Regions from separate parts of the Mus musculus genome. Here region 1 is linked to region 2. A link is a loop called in an ENCODE intact Hi-C map of the cell type or tissue named here. Cell type or tissue: left cerebral cortex. All regions are shown on one strand.

The links. A loop is a pair of places that touch in the nucleus more often than their neighbours do. Peaks named below come from ENCODE experiments on the same cell type or tissue, not always from the same donor. Only the 100,000 strongest peaks of a DNase experiment are listed, where the experiment ranks them.
Region 1: a loop joins it to region 2, with 2.1 times the contacts of the local background. A loop is called at or near these places in 2 of 42 quality-filtered maps.

The regions. Positions count from the first base shown.
Region 1 is chr3:132,731,248-132,739,247 of GRCm38, forward strand. It overlaps Tbck (TBC1 domain containing kinase), which reads left to right. Exons shown (of 26, transcript NM_001163455.2): 15 at 919-1,017; 16 at 3,100-3,162; 17 at 3,471-3,597; 18 at 4,827-4,877; 19 at 6,258-6,341. Among named protein-coding and RNA genes, the nearest start is that of Gm30294, 42 kb to the right of the region's middle. In left cerebral cortex, no CTCF peak of the experiment used is centred here; a DNase peak (open chromatin) is centred at 3,402.
Region 2 is chr3:132,660,693-132,668,692 of GRCm38, forward strand. Aimp1 (aminoacyl tRNA synthetase complex-interacting multifunctional protein 1) reads right to left here. Exons shown (of 7, transcript NM_007926.2): 6 at 6,693-6,861; 7 at 1-49. Among named protein-coding and RNA genes, the nearest start is that of Aimp1, 19 kb to the right of the region's middle. In left cerebral cortex, no CTCF peak of the experiment used is centred here; no DNase peak of the experiment used is centred here.

The sequences.
Region 1 (8,000 bases), 71 kb after region 2:
ACTCATCATCCTCCTGCATCATCATTCTGAGTGCTGGGATTACATACACGTGACACCGTTCTCAGCCATTAAGTTTTTTAAATGATTATGTAGAATCAATTTAGAGACTTTTTTCATATTTTTATTAAATTTATTTTATAAATTTAGGTACTATTTTATAAATGACTGTATAAAATAAAATTTCTAAACTCTATTGTAGAGTTCCTTTCTTGATTTCTTTTACAGATATTTCATTATTGATATAATGAAACTGACTTTTGTTTGTTGATTTCATATACTACAACTTCACTAAGTTTGTTCAGTAGTTCAGGGGTTTGTATACATAGGTCATGTTACTTCTTTGTCCTCCCTGATGGCAGACTGGGAGTTCTGTAACATTCTGGATAAATAGAGAGTGTGTGAACATCTCTCTCTTATTCCACATCTTAGAACGAATGTGCTCAGCTTTTCTCCGTTTGGAATACTGTTAGCTGCGGGCTTGTTCATGTACTGTGGTACATTCTTTTCCATCCTGTTTGTAAATAATCTTTTCCTGGACAAGGTGATGGATCTTGTTAAATTTTTTATATTTATTGATAAGATAATATATTATTGTTCTTCATTGTGTTAATATTGTGTATTCCATTTTTGGTTTGTGTGTGGCAAGCCATCATATGAATCGCACTGGATTATACTGAGTTTTTCATGGGCTATGGGACTCAGTTTATAGTATTATGTTAAAAATTTGTGCTGGGTAGTCATTAGGGATGCAGGCCTATAGTTTTCTTGTCTGGGTTTGATATAGGGTAATGCTGTGCTCTAAAATGAGTTTAAACAAATTCTTCCTATTTTTTTTAAATAATTTGAGAATTGATAATTAGTTCTCTCTAAACATTTGGTGATATGATTTTAATTTTGACTATTTTTATCTTATCATAGGCTTACCCATACAAAAAAAATCAAATCTGGAAAGAAGCAAGAGTTGACATCCCTCCACTTATGAGAGGTTTAACCTGGGCTGCTCTTCTGGGAGTTGAGGTAAGAAAGCAAAAAGCATGGAAATGGATAAGTAGTGTATAGAAAGAGTATGAAATGTACAGTACCCCCGGGTGTAGGGATTCATGGTTATCTTCCAATGTGTGGGAGGCTGTTGCAGTAGATTATGAGCTTAAGGTCAGGAGTACATGGAAGAATCGCATCTCAGAAACACTATAACGCTTCACATATAACTTTACTTCTACTAATAGAAAATTATATATTAAAATATTTAACAATTTTAAGTAGAAAAGTACTTGAAAATCATAGAATATAAAATATAATTATTTTAATATTGTACTTATTAGCACCCGTGGGAAATATTATTATTTTAAACTAGTTATCTAGTGAATATATATCAGTTATAAGTACCATCCTGCTTATGAAGTATGCTCCTTTTTAAATATAACTTTAATTTATAAGTGGTTCCAAATTGATTATTATTTTAATTCAGTTGTGGCTTGTCAAAATTATGAATGTAATTTAGTGGCTTTTCACATAGCTGTTCCGCTTGGCCAACCTGCCAAGAGAAGTAGCCGCTTTGTCTTCTGTTCCTGATCTGCAGCAGTGAAGGAAAGCACGCTGCCTCGAGTTATTCACAGTGTGTTCTCAGAAGAGGCTGGTGACAAGACATGATCATAGTTCTTGCCATATTGTTTCATTTCCTACCAATTTCCTTTTCATTCTGTCCGCTTGTGTTCTCGCATAGATAAATAGTTCCCTCAACCATTTTTAATCTTTTTAAAGTTTTTTATTTATTTTATACAATGTATTTTTCATGTTGCTTCTCCTACTCCATCCATCTCCTCTCAGATCCTCTCTACCCACCCAATTCCCCCCACCTCTCTCTCAAATTAAAACAGATTGACAAAATCATGGAGTGCATTTGTCTTAGCCAACTGTTGCTGAGTGTGGGGCCCATCCTATAGTGTGGCCTTAGTTATTTTTAACCTTTATAGACCTCTGTTGGCACAATTTTTTTTTCTATTCTTGATTCTCTTAATGAGATTCTACAAATTTCTGTGAATGTGTTTGGTTACTTTACAAGATTGCCTGTTGCTTTTTACCACATGGTCATAATTAGTGCAATAGAACTGTACTATACTCCAGTCTAGAAAGACTCACATTGTCAGGTTTTCCAAACCTGTTATTAATAGATATCCCAAAAAATATATGCAGTAAATAATTTTACTGAATTCTTGGCTTTCTCTACCACTATAGTAATTCATAAAAATAAGAACTTTACATAAGTGATTCTATAGAACATGATTGAAGTTTAAAGTACTATATTCAGATATTCTTTGTGTGGCCCTGTAAGTAAGAACTGTTAATGAGCCTAAGGTTCTCTGCTCACAGCATATTCATCCGATGTTCCTGCTACTGTCATTCTTCTCAACAGCTTTGTTTGCCTCACCTGCTTTAGCAGAAAATCTTCTGATAAGATAATCCTCTCTCTAAAATAATATCTTTTTCGTGAAAATGTTGATTTATGAGTTAGTAATGCAGAGAAAATGGCATTTTGGTGTATTTTATAGCTAAGTGACCACTAAGGTCATTTTCCACTTGGTACGTATAATTCAAAGCGGTTCTTTGGTTGTCGTTCTTGTTTCTTTTTGAAGTAAGGTCTCACTGTGTTGTCACAGCATCTGCCTGCTTCTTTCTCTTGAGTGTTGGGATTACAGGTGTGTATTAACACACTAGGGAAAGATCCACCTCACCTCAGTGGACCTTCATCAGACATGGATGGTCAAAGATGTAGAGAATTTCTAAGCTTTAATTTAAATATAACTATTCATATTTAGGTAGCTCTTCAAAATTAGATTTTTGTAAGAAACAGGTTTTTCCTTTAAAGCATCACTAATTTAAAAATTTCAAATATGAAAGCTCTGAGTATTGACATCTTGCTGAAAAAAAAATGGATTTTGCATTTTTAGATTAGAGACATTGTACCAGTAAATTTTATGCAAGTATTCCAAATCTAAAAAAAACTATAAAATTAAAATACTTATGATCCCAGCATATTAATGTGTTCTTCTAGTTTTATCAAGGATGTAAAGAATGTATGTGTTATTTTATTTTTTGCAGGGAGCTATTCATGCCAAGTATGACGCCATTGACAAAGACACTCCGATTCCTACAGATAGACAAGTAAGGTGTTCTCAGACAATTCTCCCAATTCTTTAAATGCTAGAAGGAATGACGATACCTTTCCCCTTCATTATGAATATTCTTCCACTGCCCGAAGTCTGTGTAGTTAGAAAAAGAGTTTCTCTTATACTCAGAAAGTAAGGTGTGATGCCTCCAGGGATGAGTTTAAACACCTGTGCACTTCATCAGTGGATTCTAAGGGTGAAATATTCCGAAGCAGTCTCTTTTCCCACGTGCTGAAGAAGCGAGGGCTGCAAGTGTGTGGGATCATCTCTTACAGCTGCTCCTTCCTGTTCTGCTGCTTATAGATTGAGGTAGACATCCCTCGCTGTCATCAGTATGACGAGCTGTTGTCATCACCAGAAGGCCATGCAAAGTTCCGGCGTGTACTGAAAGCCTGGGTGGTTTCTCATCCTGATCTTGTGTACTGGCAAGGTAACATTTAGTTATTAGGATTTTTCTTCAGGTCTTTCCTCTTTCATCTCGAAGAGGGGAAAAAGCCTCTAAAATTCTAGTGCATTTTTGAAGATGTTAACTTTAAATAAATTATCAAACAAACTTGGTCTAAATGCATTGAAGATATCATTTTACATGATATTTAAAAGTCAACAGCTTTCAGTGATATTAACAGGAAAACAGTCTAATCTGTGCAAACAGTTTTAATCATGTCACAGTAGTGAGTAACTCATGACAGATGAGATGTTAGGCTACTGAGAATGTTACCACTGAAGTATTCCTAATAGATAATTGTAGTTATTAGGAATCGAATATCACCTTAAATTGCTCATTTCATTTTTTTTCCTTTTTCTCTCTACTATCATTAATGTCTCTAATTTCCTGGATTTCTTCATTTGCCATTATTATCTTTATGATCATTAATTCATAAATAAGAAACCTATTCAACCCAACCCTATTTCTGAGCGCTTTGTTCTGAGCAGTGGTTTTGGTTTTGAGTGCTGTACTGCTCACCGACCATTCATGAAGGTATGATTATTTTTGCCCAGCACACCGCAGAGTACATTTCCTCCTAACCCATTACAGGTCCGTTTTGTGTGTTCTTTCAGTGTGGTAACAGATTAAAAGCAGTATTATCAATAAATAAATGTGGCTTACATCACAAAGATTCATCTCCTACATGAGAAAACATACCCGAAGAGGCCAATAATAACCAAATTCACACATGGTTTGGGCCAGACTTGGGACTGAATCCATCATATCTATTGCTGTGCTGCTCTTTGCCTTGTGTGCGACGCTGATCTGTCAGACCCTCCTGTTTATTCTGCATAGTAACTACTGACAGAATGCACATCTGTGCTGGTGTGCACACAATGCTGATGTATTTGTGGAGATGCAGGAATGGAGGGAGGTAACTGCTCACAGAATGCACATCTGTGCTGGTGTGCACACAATGCTGATGTATTTGTGGAGATGCAGGAATGGAGGGAGGTAACTGCTTACAGAATGCACATCTGTGCTGGTGTGCACACAATGCTGATGTATTTGTGGAGATGCAGGAATGGAGGGAGGTAACTGCTCACAGAATGCACATCTGTGCTGGTGTGCACACAATGCTGATGTATTGGAGAGTAGGAATGGAGGGAGGGCTCTGCAGCTCTTCTGCAATGCACTCATTTGTCTCTTTCCTTTCAATTCCCCTGCATCAGGTCTTGACTCACTCTGTGCTCCATTCCTGTATCTAAATTTCAACAATGAAGGTAAGCTTTCTATCACTGAGAAATCACTATGCATATTATTCTTAAATATCAGGCTCAAAAACAGAAGTTTTATCTTAAAATTCTTATATTTTACCTTGCATATGTCATAAAACATTGTGAAATTGTATTAATTTCTTTTAGAGGGTGAAAGTAATTAGTTGAGTATTGGAGGGTATTCCTTGTCACGAGCCCACGCCTGACAGTGTGGTGAGAGCTGTTCTCATTCTGCTCCATCACCTCACCCACTCTGATGATCTGGGAGAAGATTCTCACTCTCCTAGAAATTACTGTTAAATATATTTTCTAACTAGTTTATAAACCAATCAATATTGGTTAGGTTTTTCCCTTATTATATATCCAACACATATTATACCAAACATACTTGCTTAATGGAAACTTCTTCATGCCTTTTGTGGTCTTAGGCAACACTCTGTGGATCAGGGAGTTGATCCTGGGTCTGTTTTGTTCTCATGGCCTGTATGCCAGTGCTGCCAGCCTTTGTTTGTCCGGCTGTTTGTTAGTGGCAGGAATTTTGGTTTCTATCACTCTGTTTTAGGACCTCTCATAGTAGAGTTTTAAACTACTGTGTTAGATATGATACACTCAAATTTAGAACGAGAGAAAAGACAAAAATATCAGGGGTTGGGGATTTAGCTCAGTGAAGAGGAGAACACTTGCTAAAAGTCCCTGGGTTTGCTCCTCAAACCTGAAAAAAAAAAGACAAATTAATTTAGAATTCTGAATTACATCACTTGTGTAGTATGATATCCTATATTACCTTAATACATAGACATCTTATCTCTGAATTTTCATTTTACATATACTGTCATATAAAATTGAGTAGAAATACAATAATCTTGAAATTTTTATATTTCTTTCTTTGAATGACTTTATAGTGCTCTCTTCTGATAAGCTCACTCACTAGTCTGGTCTGGTTTTTGCTGGACTTACTCAGGTATATGCAATTATTAGTTACAGAGTCAGGAGTAATAAAAGACTGTGTCTGAAAGTACAGGTTATAACTAGTTCTCCGAAGCCCAGGAATCTTGCTTGTATCAGCAGTAATTAATGATTATGAGGTTCCTGCACCTTGTTAATAATGAGTGCTTAGAAATTAAAAAAAAAAATAAAGTCCAGGCAATTAAGATTTTATTATTGTAGGATAATGATTGCCACAGCAATTTGAAATTGGAATTACTAGAGTGTTTATCTTTCAATGTCTCCTTTGTAAATATCAGAAGCTTTTCTACCTGTCATTTTGTGTTTCCAGCATTTAGATCATAATTGTGTTTAACAGTAGACTCACAGAGTGTGTGCTGAGTGAGTAAGAGCTCTCACTACTCTGTTAACTGAGTGTGGCTTTGCTTTGTTCTTTCTTAGCCTTGGCATATGCGTGCATGTCTGCTTTTATTCCCAAATACCTGTATAACTTCTTCTTGAAGGACAACTCTCATGTAATACAAGGTAAGAAAATGCTTTTTCCTGCCTTCATATAGGAACACGTTTCTATCAGAAGACACCAATCTTCAGGATAATGGTTTTGACCCAGTAGCATATGTTGATGGTTCACCACTGAAACCCAGGAAGAAGTATCAGGATTTTTTTCCTTATAATTTTTCAAGGAATTGTGGTCCTTTTCTGATGACTATTTAATATCTGCTCTCAATTCAGTTGCAGAGATGTTACTTTGAGAACTAGAGTTTGTCTCTACCAGTTAAAAGGAAAACAAGCTATTTTGGAAGAGTCTATTAATTAGAGATTAGTGATATTGAAAATAGTTTTTATAGCTTACAGTATATGCATATGCTGGCCAATGATATTTGGCAACAGCATAATTGTTTTATAAGATCGAGGTATTCACATGGAAAGATAAGGCTAAATGGAAAAAATACAGGGCTCGGATTTTTTTTTTTTTCCAGTATAGAAAATGTTTTGTCTTATCTAGCAAGACTACTAGATGAGCGTGCTTGCTTACTTAGAAGGAATGGTTCCCATGTCACCCTCAGTCCAGGCTAACTGAGTGGTAGAGTGCTTGCCTAGCTCCACCACGTTTGAGAAATCATTTTTCTCCTCTCTTGAGCCCCCTCTTCCTATTCATTAGAAGGATTTATGCTTGTTCTTTGGCTTTTAGTAAGGAGGTCAAGCCTTTGTTGCAACTTTCTTAGTGGGAAATAAGTTTATCTCTTTGCATCTTTGGAGTGCCCAGAGTCAGCATACCTTGTATCTGTTTTGTTTGACTGGCTGGGGTTTTGGCTCTGTAGGCCTCTGACCTGAAACTTGTGTGTAGCTTAAGCAGGCTTAGTTCCTCCTGCTCTGGCATGCTGGAGCTGGAGGCATGCATGACCCCAGCAGCATCTCTGCCTGTTGGTGCAACCATCAGTTTCAGGATAAACTAGAAACCTTGTGGGAGATAATAGTTAGCAAATGAGGGTCATTTCTGAACAGAAAGCAGAAAGTCATTTGCTTTGAATCTGTCATCTGCATCCTTCACGTCTGCTTTTTCCTGCTGAGGGAGTCAGTGCTGAAATGCTTATCAGAAGAAACCAGCACCGATGCTTGTGTGGAGATTTTAAAAGTTCATTTATCAATGTATTTTATGCATGCTTTAAAAACAAGTACAGATAATTTATAAAGAGCCATAAAATTATGGTATTATCAGGTGAAATTCTTACATCAATTTCATTGTAATTCAAATGTATGTAATAAATAAAAGAGGACAATAAAATTTAATATACAGAAATTAGAAATAGTTCATTATCATTATATACTTTATTTCAAGAAATAAAAATACATGTTTTTCTTATTAAAATATAGGAAGTTATACTTGGTTTTATGGAATTGTTTTGAAACTACACTTGACGTTTTAGGGAGATTTTATAAATATCTTCATAAAAAAACTGAATAGGGTTCACCTTTAGAAAATACTGCCTTTGAGACTGTTCTAAGAACCTTGATTCATTTTTTAACAATTTTTATAATTAATAATTATAGTGCTTTAGCATTTTAATATTCCTTTAAAATGGGTTGTTAGGGACTGGAGACATGGCTCAATAATTAAGAGCACTGTTCCTTCAGAATACCTGGATGCAGTGCCCAGCATCTGCAAGACAGTTCAGAACTGTC
Region 2 (8,000 bases):
ATCTGCTCCCAGATCTTCTTCTTAGGGTTTAGCTCCTTGTCAGGCTCTCCTGTTCAGAGAAAAAACAGAACGTTACAGGACTAACACCCAGGCTCGCTCACATGATCTAGAAACAGGCTTCTTGTGAGTTCTGATAGTGCTTGATCTTTAGCCTGAATCAGCATCCTTACATTTAACCTTATTCTCACACCAGCAGTGTATACTCGTGACTATCATTTCCTTAGGAACACTAAATATTTTTGTAGACAATACAATATTAATAATTTGTTTCAAGTTATCCTCATTCTTATTACTGCTGTGCTGGGGAATTTTTCTCACTCCTAAGCAAGTACACTAGCATCTAAGCTCCATCTCCAGCCCCAAATTACTCAGGGAAGTTGTAAGATCTTCATCGTGTAAATAAAGTCTGGGAACATAGGAGCCCATTTAGATAGGTTGAACGTCTACCCCTGGCAGGTTGTAAGACATGCATGACACACACCCTGCATGACAGAATAAAACCAGTAAGAATGCAAGAGCAGCATTTTCCAAACACTAGGAACATATGTTGTTGCCTGAAATATATACAGCAATCTTGATTCTAATATTACCCATAGAGAAGAAGATAAACTGCCCAGTCACACCAGCAGCAGGCAGAGGAGGATATGCCATCAGTGCCCATTTCTATGGCACAGCTAGCACCTGGCCGCCTGATATGCCATGCTGCTGCTCACAAAGAAAACAAATGGCCCTCAAATAAGTGGTTATTACTCCTAATCCCTCTATTTGCGATAACTGATAATGTGTACTTTATAATCAACAGAAGACAAATTAGAAGTGAAGTATCTGTGGTCTCAGTTTAAAGATAACCAACAGACCAAATAGTTCTTCTATCTACTGACAGGGAAACAGAACTATCCCATTACTGCACGTAATTTACTCGCTGTACACACACACACACACACACACACACACACACACACACACACACACAAGTGGAGGAATTTTTTGGCTCTGGCACCTTTTGGTGACTAAAAACTAAGAAGAAAAAGCAAAACCATGCTTGTGTATATAATACATACCAGAATAGCTCAATAAATGATATACGTCTAGTAGAACATGCTATGAAAGCATAACTGAAAAGCAGATTCGAGTCAAAGAAAGGGATCTTCCTCGTTTCAGACCATCTGACAGTAGAGACTAATAGAAGAGGGGAGCCATCAACAAAATGCAATCCCGCTTCCCTGTAGATCTGCAAGGCTAGAACTCTCTTGTTTCTAAGTCATTCTAAAAGGTTAATCTTGTAACAAGTGGGTATTTCAGAATCCTGGACACTAGAACAAAGAAACTGGTTAGCAAGGCGTATGCACTGAATTTCACACCCCTCCACCAAGACCATATCAAACTGATAATGTGTTCAGAAAGCAGAGACCCAGATTCACACCAGCTTTAAGGTGAAGCCACAAAAGCTGATGTAGAAATTACAGTAGACCACCTAGGAGGTCCAGCTAAGATGAAGTGCCATAGGTGGTTATATCAACGAACTTATCTTCAGAATAGATCAAATATTACATTAGAAGACCCTATATACAGTGTTCATAGTTGAAGTCAACAGCAACTTGAGAGCATCAAAGGACAGGCTGACCACTAATGAGGGCTAATGCAGCTAGTGATTTTCAGTTAAAGAGCTGCTCATCCACCATCCCCAAACTGGAGAACTACAAAAGAACTACACTGAATCTTTTCCACCTATAAAAGGGATGCCTACGATAGCAAACCTGCTTACAGTTAAGGCTTACAGGATACATTAGGCCCACTGTTGTGACTACATACAGCTCAGTAAAGCAATTTCTTCCAAAATATCATTTCTGGGCACCAAAAGGGCTGTAGTGGAGATAATATGATTTCTTTATACCTAACTTAGCTCCAATTTTGTAGCCCATGGGTCAGGGAGTTACTTTTGAGTTTCAAGTTTTATCATTTAAGAAATACATGCTACAGGGTCATAGGTGTCCCAAGCAGTGACTGCCCGATGAGTGTGGGCAAAGCTGAGAAACATGTGAATTCACTATTCTAGATGCCCCTAAGAACCCTTGTGCACTGAAGCAAGCAACACAAACAGGTTTAGAAAAAGGCACCTCCAACCCTATAGGTGACTCTGAGGTCAGAAAGCATCAGTAGAGGAGGCTGCCGCTGTGGGTAGAGCCTGAAGCCAAGGCCAAACTGAGCCAGTTTCATGTGGAACAGCCGGGCCAAGGTGCTGCTTGTGTACACACCTCTCAAGATAAGCAACGGAATGAGAAATGACTAGCATGTGGCCAACTTCACCACATAGTTTTAAAAGACTGTCACAGCCAGTTCAACCTTTGCTAACCACTATCCTCACTAACCAGAAGCCACCAGCAGCAAGGCATCCTGCACCAGCACAGTGATGTCATGATAACGGCTCAGCAGTTGTCAGAAGGTTCTTAGCACTGTGTTTTTTTAGGTCAGGTGTGCTGCATTCCTTCTTACACATGATGCTATAGTATAAACATAACTTTCTTTTAAAAGACAGGGACTCACTATACAGCCTTGGCTGGCATGAAACTTACTGTGCAGACAGAGATGAGCTGTCTCTATCTCCCAGCTTTAATCTGTTGGGATCAAAGTCTTTGCCAACAACACCTGGCCCCTAAACATCACTTTTATGCACACAGGAGACTAAAAAGGCTCATGTGACCTACTTCATGGAAACAATACTCACTCTATGGGTATGCTCTAGTACCAAATCTGAGTATCTTGGTACATTTGTCCTTTGAAAATTTACCTTTTATATATGAACACTGGACCTTAACAGTTGAAAAAGTCTTGATTTTGGTGTTAATTTTTAGCTTTACCAAAAATGTCTCTCAATAACGTAGTATTCAATGGGGTGTTTAGACTAGTTGGAAATGAGAAGAACAATAGATTTTGAGCCATATTACTGGCTCATCAGGTGAAACACCCGGCAATCTAGGCTTGAACCTCAGGACCCGTAGGCAGAAAGAGAGAACTGACTACTAATAGTTCTATCATGTCCACATCACACCACTGGTATACATATGCACATGTACTTGCACAAACACATGCACACAAACCAGCACGCACACAGTAAAATGTAAAAAAATGGAAACATATTTCAAATATCTTTTAAAAATAAACTGTCTTACAGAAGTCTATTCTTGTTTTGTTACGTCATCACCGGACAGTATTTTCTTAACCTTCTTTTCCTTTTTCATCAGTCATAGCTACCAAAAAATTAGATGTTGACAATACAAGTTCTTAAACTAAAAACTGCAAATCCTTTGAGCTTGCTAAACATATGTCAAAGATCAGCACAAAGACCAGCACATGGTCATGCCTGCTGTAGGAGGGCTAATTCGGACATTATGTTAGGCTACACTGTAAGAGAAACTGCTGTGGAAAGGGGCTAGATTAGGACATGGAGCACTGGAGATGGCACCTGCTGCTCTGACAGAGGATCCAAGTTCAATTTCCATTAAGGTGGCTTAAACTGCCTGTAACTCCAGGTCCTGGGGATGCCATTGTGGCCAATGCCATGCACATGATACACACGTATATATACAGTCACATACACACATACAAAATAAGTAAATTTTTTTTAAAAGATAGGGACATATATTCTTTTGTGAGAAATGAAAGCAAAGAGGTCTACTAGGTGTCGGTCACATAACTGATGAAATGACAAGGCTTTGTAAAGGAAAGGCAAAGGTCTAAAGATCAAGGTCTGAGGCTCTCAGTGAGAACTCACAGCAGATCAGCCACCAAAGAGGATGTAACGGTGCCACCAGCAGAGAATGGTGCCTGGATCCAAGTGAGTTAAAGAGAAGGAAAACCAGCCATGATATTCCACCAAGTAATGGGGATCTCCTTAACCATAGCAGAGAATTAGTAGAGAAGGAAACCTGCATCAAATGGATTTTAGAAGAGAAATTGAACATAGTTAAGTTTGACTTAAAAAAAAAAAGAAGTCAAATGCTCAATCTACACTTTCTGATTATTAATTTTTATTATTGCTAAGGCTCATTATAAATGGATTTAAGCATGACCTTGGAGTTTAAACGTCTAAATGTAAATTTCTATTTATTATTAGACCATGAATAGTGCAATGTCAGAAAAACAAAGACTCAAACCAATCTAAAACCTATCATGACCCTTGTCTTCTGGCTACAGAATTGCCTTAAAATTATTTCCACTTCGAGCTTTAGGACCAGTCAGTATATTTAAATACCAAAATTTATAGCTGCCCTCAATTTTATTTTTAAAAATGTTAGGTGACTTTTAGTTCTTCCTATACTATACATATTATGCAGCATCTTCTAAAGTCTACGTGAGTTTCTAGCTGTGTAATAGGAAAGAATAGTTAAGGAGGAAACTTTTTAAAAGGCAAAATAACATTTCAAAGTTTTGAGTCCCCAATGTGATGTTTACAGCATGTCTTCACACACTGAACATGTCAAGTGCTGGGTGGAGTTTCAAAGGATACCTTCTGCTTTACAACGTAAAAAACCCACAAAGATATAAACCAACCGCTAGACATGGCATCTATGATGGTGTGTATATGCTTGGCCCAAGGAGTGGCACTGCTGGGAAGTATGGCCTTGTTGAAGTAGGTGTGTCACTGTGGGTGTGGGCTTTAATACCCTAGTCCTAGCTGCCTGGAAGACAGTATTGTGCTAGTAGCCTACAGATAAAGATGTACAACTCTCAGCTCCTCCTACACCATGCCTGTCTGGATGCTGCCAAGCTTCTGCCTTGATGATAATGGACTGCATCTCTGAACCTGTAAGCCAGCCCCAATTAAATGTTGTCCTTATAAGGGTTGCCTTGGTCATTGTGTCCTTTCACAGCAGTAAAACCCTAAGTAGGACAGCATCTTAAGGAAAACTCCAAACAAGACAAAACACTCCAAGACCAGCTGCCGCATGTGGTTTAAATTGCTGTTCCTTATGAGATTTGCTGCTTCCGAAGCAGTAGTTGGTATGGAAGCATATATAAGATGTGTACTCAGACCAAATCTGAGCAGTTATTTGTGTTCAGTGTGGTTAGGCATACTCTAAGTGATAAAGCTATTTAAGTAATCTCATATATTAAAGTTTAGGTTTCTCTTTATAAATATTAACTTTTCCAAGACATTACATGCCTCATGAACAAGAAGAGAATTAGGATGAAATGCCAGACTGAAGATCATGAAGCATGAGAAGACAGCCAAGTCAATGCACAGAATTCAAGAACATGGAAAAAGCAAGACATCCGTGCTGGGCTGTTAGCCTAGACGCCAGGCCAGTGAGAAAATTAAGGAAGACTGCCTCTCCCACCCAGTAACAAGCACACAATACAAATGGATTCAAAATCTAGAGGTATTCACCTGTTAGCTCGAGATAAGGAAATGACAGGTTATCATGATAATAAAGAAGCTGCAAGAATTCATAAGCCAGCCACTGGACCCAGTTTTCAACTGTGTAAAAAGGATGGCTAAGGTAGATTTCCTCTGCTTTTAAATATTTGATTTATGATACCAAGAAATAAAATAAAATAAAAATACATAAATAAATAGATAGATAGATAGATAGATAGATAGATAGACAGATAGATAGATAAACGCAGTCTGCCTTTCAAGCCCTGGGATTACATTTTACACCACACTCCACCCAGTTTAATTCTTAGGTGTTCAAATAACAAATGAGGCTAATGCTAATACAAAAAGGTCAACTGGGTTTATTTATCTTTTTCTCAACAGATTGTAAATGTTAAAAGAAAAAAAATTATTGAATTCCTAAATGATTTAATGTTAGATAAATATATATTGTGACTATGTTCGAGACACATCCATGCATGGGAGTGCAGGAAGCCCTGAGTAGAGGTCCCGGGTGAGTATGTGCTGCTGACATGGGCGTAGCCATCTCAAGGACCCCAAAGCCATAGTCCCATGGAGTGCCAAAGCCTTCCCCAGAAGCTCCGAGGGAAGGCAAAACCTTCTGGGGCTGAGGATGTGGGTGTTTCCCAAGGATAGATACTGACAGTGTGTGCAGAAAGTGTCCCCAGCAGCTTTTTCCTCCAGGATGTCTGTGGCCATGGCGTGAAGGCTGCTCCCTTACATACAGATGGCTCCTACTGAGATAAGATTAGCTAGCCTGACTCCTGTTCTTATAAACATCTTCTACATCTGGCAGGCATTCTTTATTCTGCTTCAAAGATCTATTTTTTTAAGCTAGACATGGTGCCTCATGCCTGGAATTCCAACACTTGGGAGGAGAAAGCAGGAGGATGGCCTGGCTCATAGATGAGATATTATCTCCAAATGTAATAAAACAAGACAAGAAACCCTCCTTATTTCTCCTGTATTGCGATACTTCAGCTGTCTCAGGATTATTTATACTCAAAAGAGCAAACTGTAGAAATGAAATGTTACTTTCCATCGCTGGCCTCTGTGTTATCATCTACAGCTTAAATAATTTTACAGCACATCAATTAGATTCACATCTCTGTCACAGTGTTCTGTAGGTGCAAATATGAGTGTTTTACATAAGACAGAACCTCTGTAGCACTTCAAGTAACATGTGGCGTTATGCTCACTGTGGGATACACACACAGGACTGGTTTTAACCTCTAAGCTTTATAAACACTACTTTAAAAGCTGATTCCAAACCATTTAAATAATTAGTACTTACCAGGAAAAGCATCAAAAGTAATTCTGTCCCCAGGAACGGACCCGTTGGGAGGGGCCAGAATCTCCACTTTCTCTGGTGAACTGGCACACATCACCATGGCTTGAGACAGAACTCCCCGCATCTTTGCAGGCTTCAGATTACAGAGTAAAACCACCATACGATTTTGCATCTGTGTAGAACAAAAGTAATGACTAAAGATATGCAGAGATTTAGAATAATCTTGTCTATAATACTCCAGGCACACTTGCTCTCTACTTATCAAATAAGACTGCCTTTCTGGCTATACCTGTCTCTGTGTATCTAAAATACTTTTTGTTAAGAAGTCATGTATAAAAATGAAGACTAATATTTTACATAAACATAAAAAGAAAATCTTTCAGATTGACAAGGCATGAGCACAACAGTAGAAATCTTTTCCTCAAACGTATATGGGTATTTTGGGTTTTTCAAATGCATATGGACGTTTGCCTACAAGCACATCTGCACACCACCTGTGAGCCTGGTGTCTGCGGAGGCCAAACTGGAGTTAGAGATATAGAGACTCATCTGTTCTCTGGGTGTCTCCAGGAGGGTACTGGGAACTGAACCAGAGACCTCTGGGAAGAGCAGCCAGCGTGTTTATTAAAGAATATATAACTGAGTGAACCAGCTTGATGTAAAGTTTCAACTACAACCAAATGGAAATGTATAAAGTTAACCCTTTATTTCATAAAAAGCTATGCAAGACATATTAAATTTAGGAGCTGTCACAAACTACAATGACAGTAAGGATGCAGGTTACTTAGGTTAGTGCTAGAACTAAAGCGAAGTGAGCCCGTTCGCATGAACTCTCTTGCCCGATACACCTGCTCATTTCTAATACTAAGCAAGAGTTCTCTCCTGTTCTTTCTGCAGTTCTGGAGCCTGACCCAGACTCTGCTGGCGCTCTCCCTCCCAGTGAGGTCCCAGTCCATTGTTTAATTCAAGCATTGTATACATCACTATTAACATTTGGGGGTACTTCTACAATTTGTTAAAAAGTTAAAAAGAAATTCCTTATGCTCCAGAGTTGAAATGTCTTAGCATTTCTCCCAACTAACAAATAAATTATGCCAATTTTCTCCAGGCTTAATCAAAATAACACAAGATTACAGTTTCAGGGAAAAAATAAGATGTATCCTGGATAAAAGATGGCTCTCTAAACAAATTAGGTGCAAATGTATTTCTAGGTTCTACAATTAAAACATGGCTTGAATACTCTTCATAAATAATGCATCCCTTCAAGGACTTGAAAATATCACATCATAACAATTTATAAAAACCAAATCA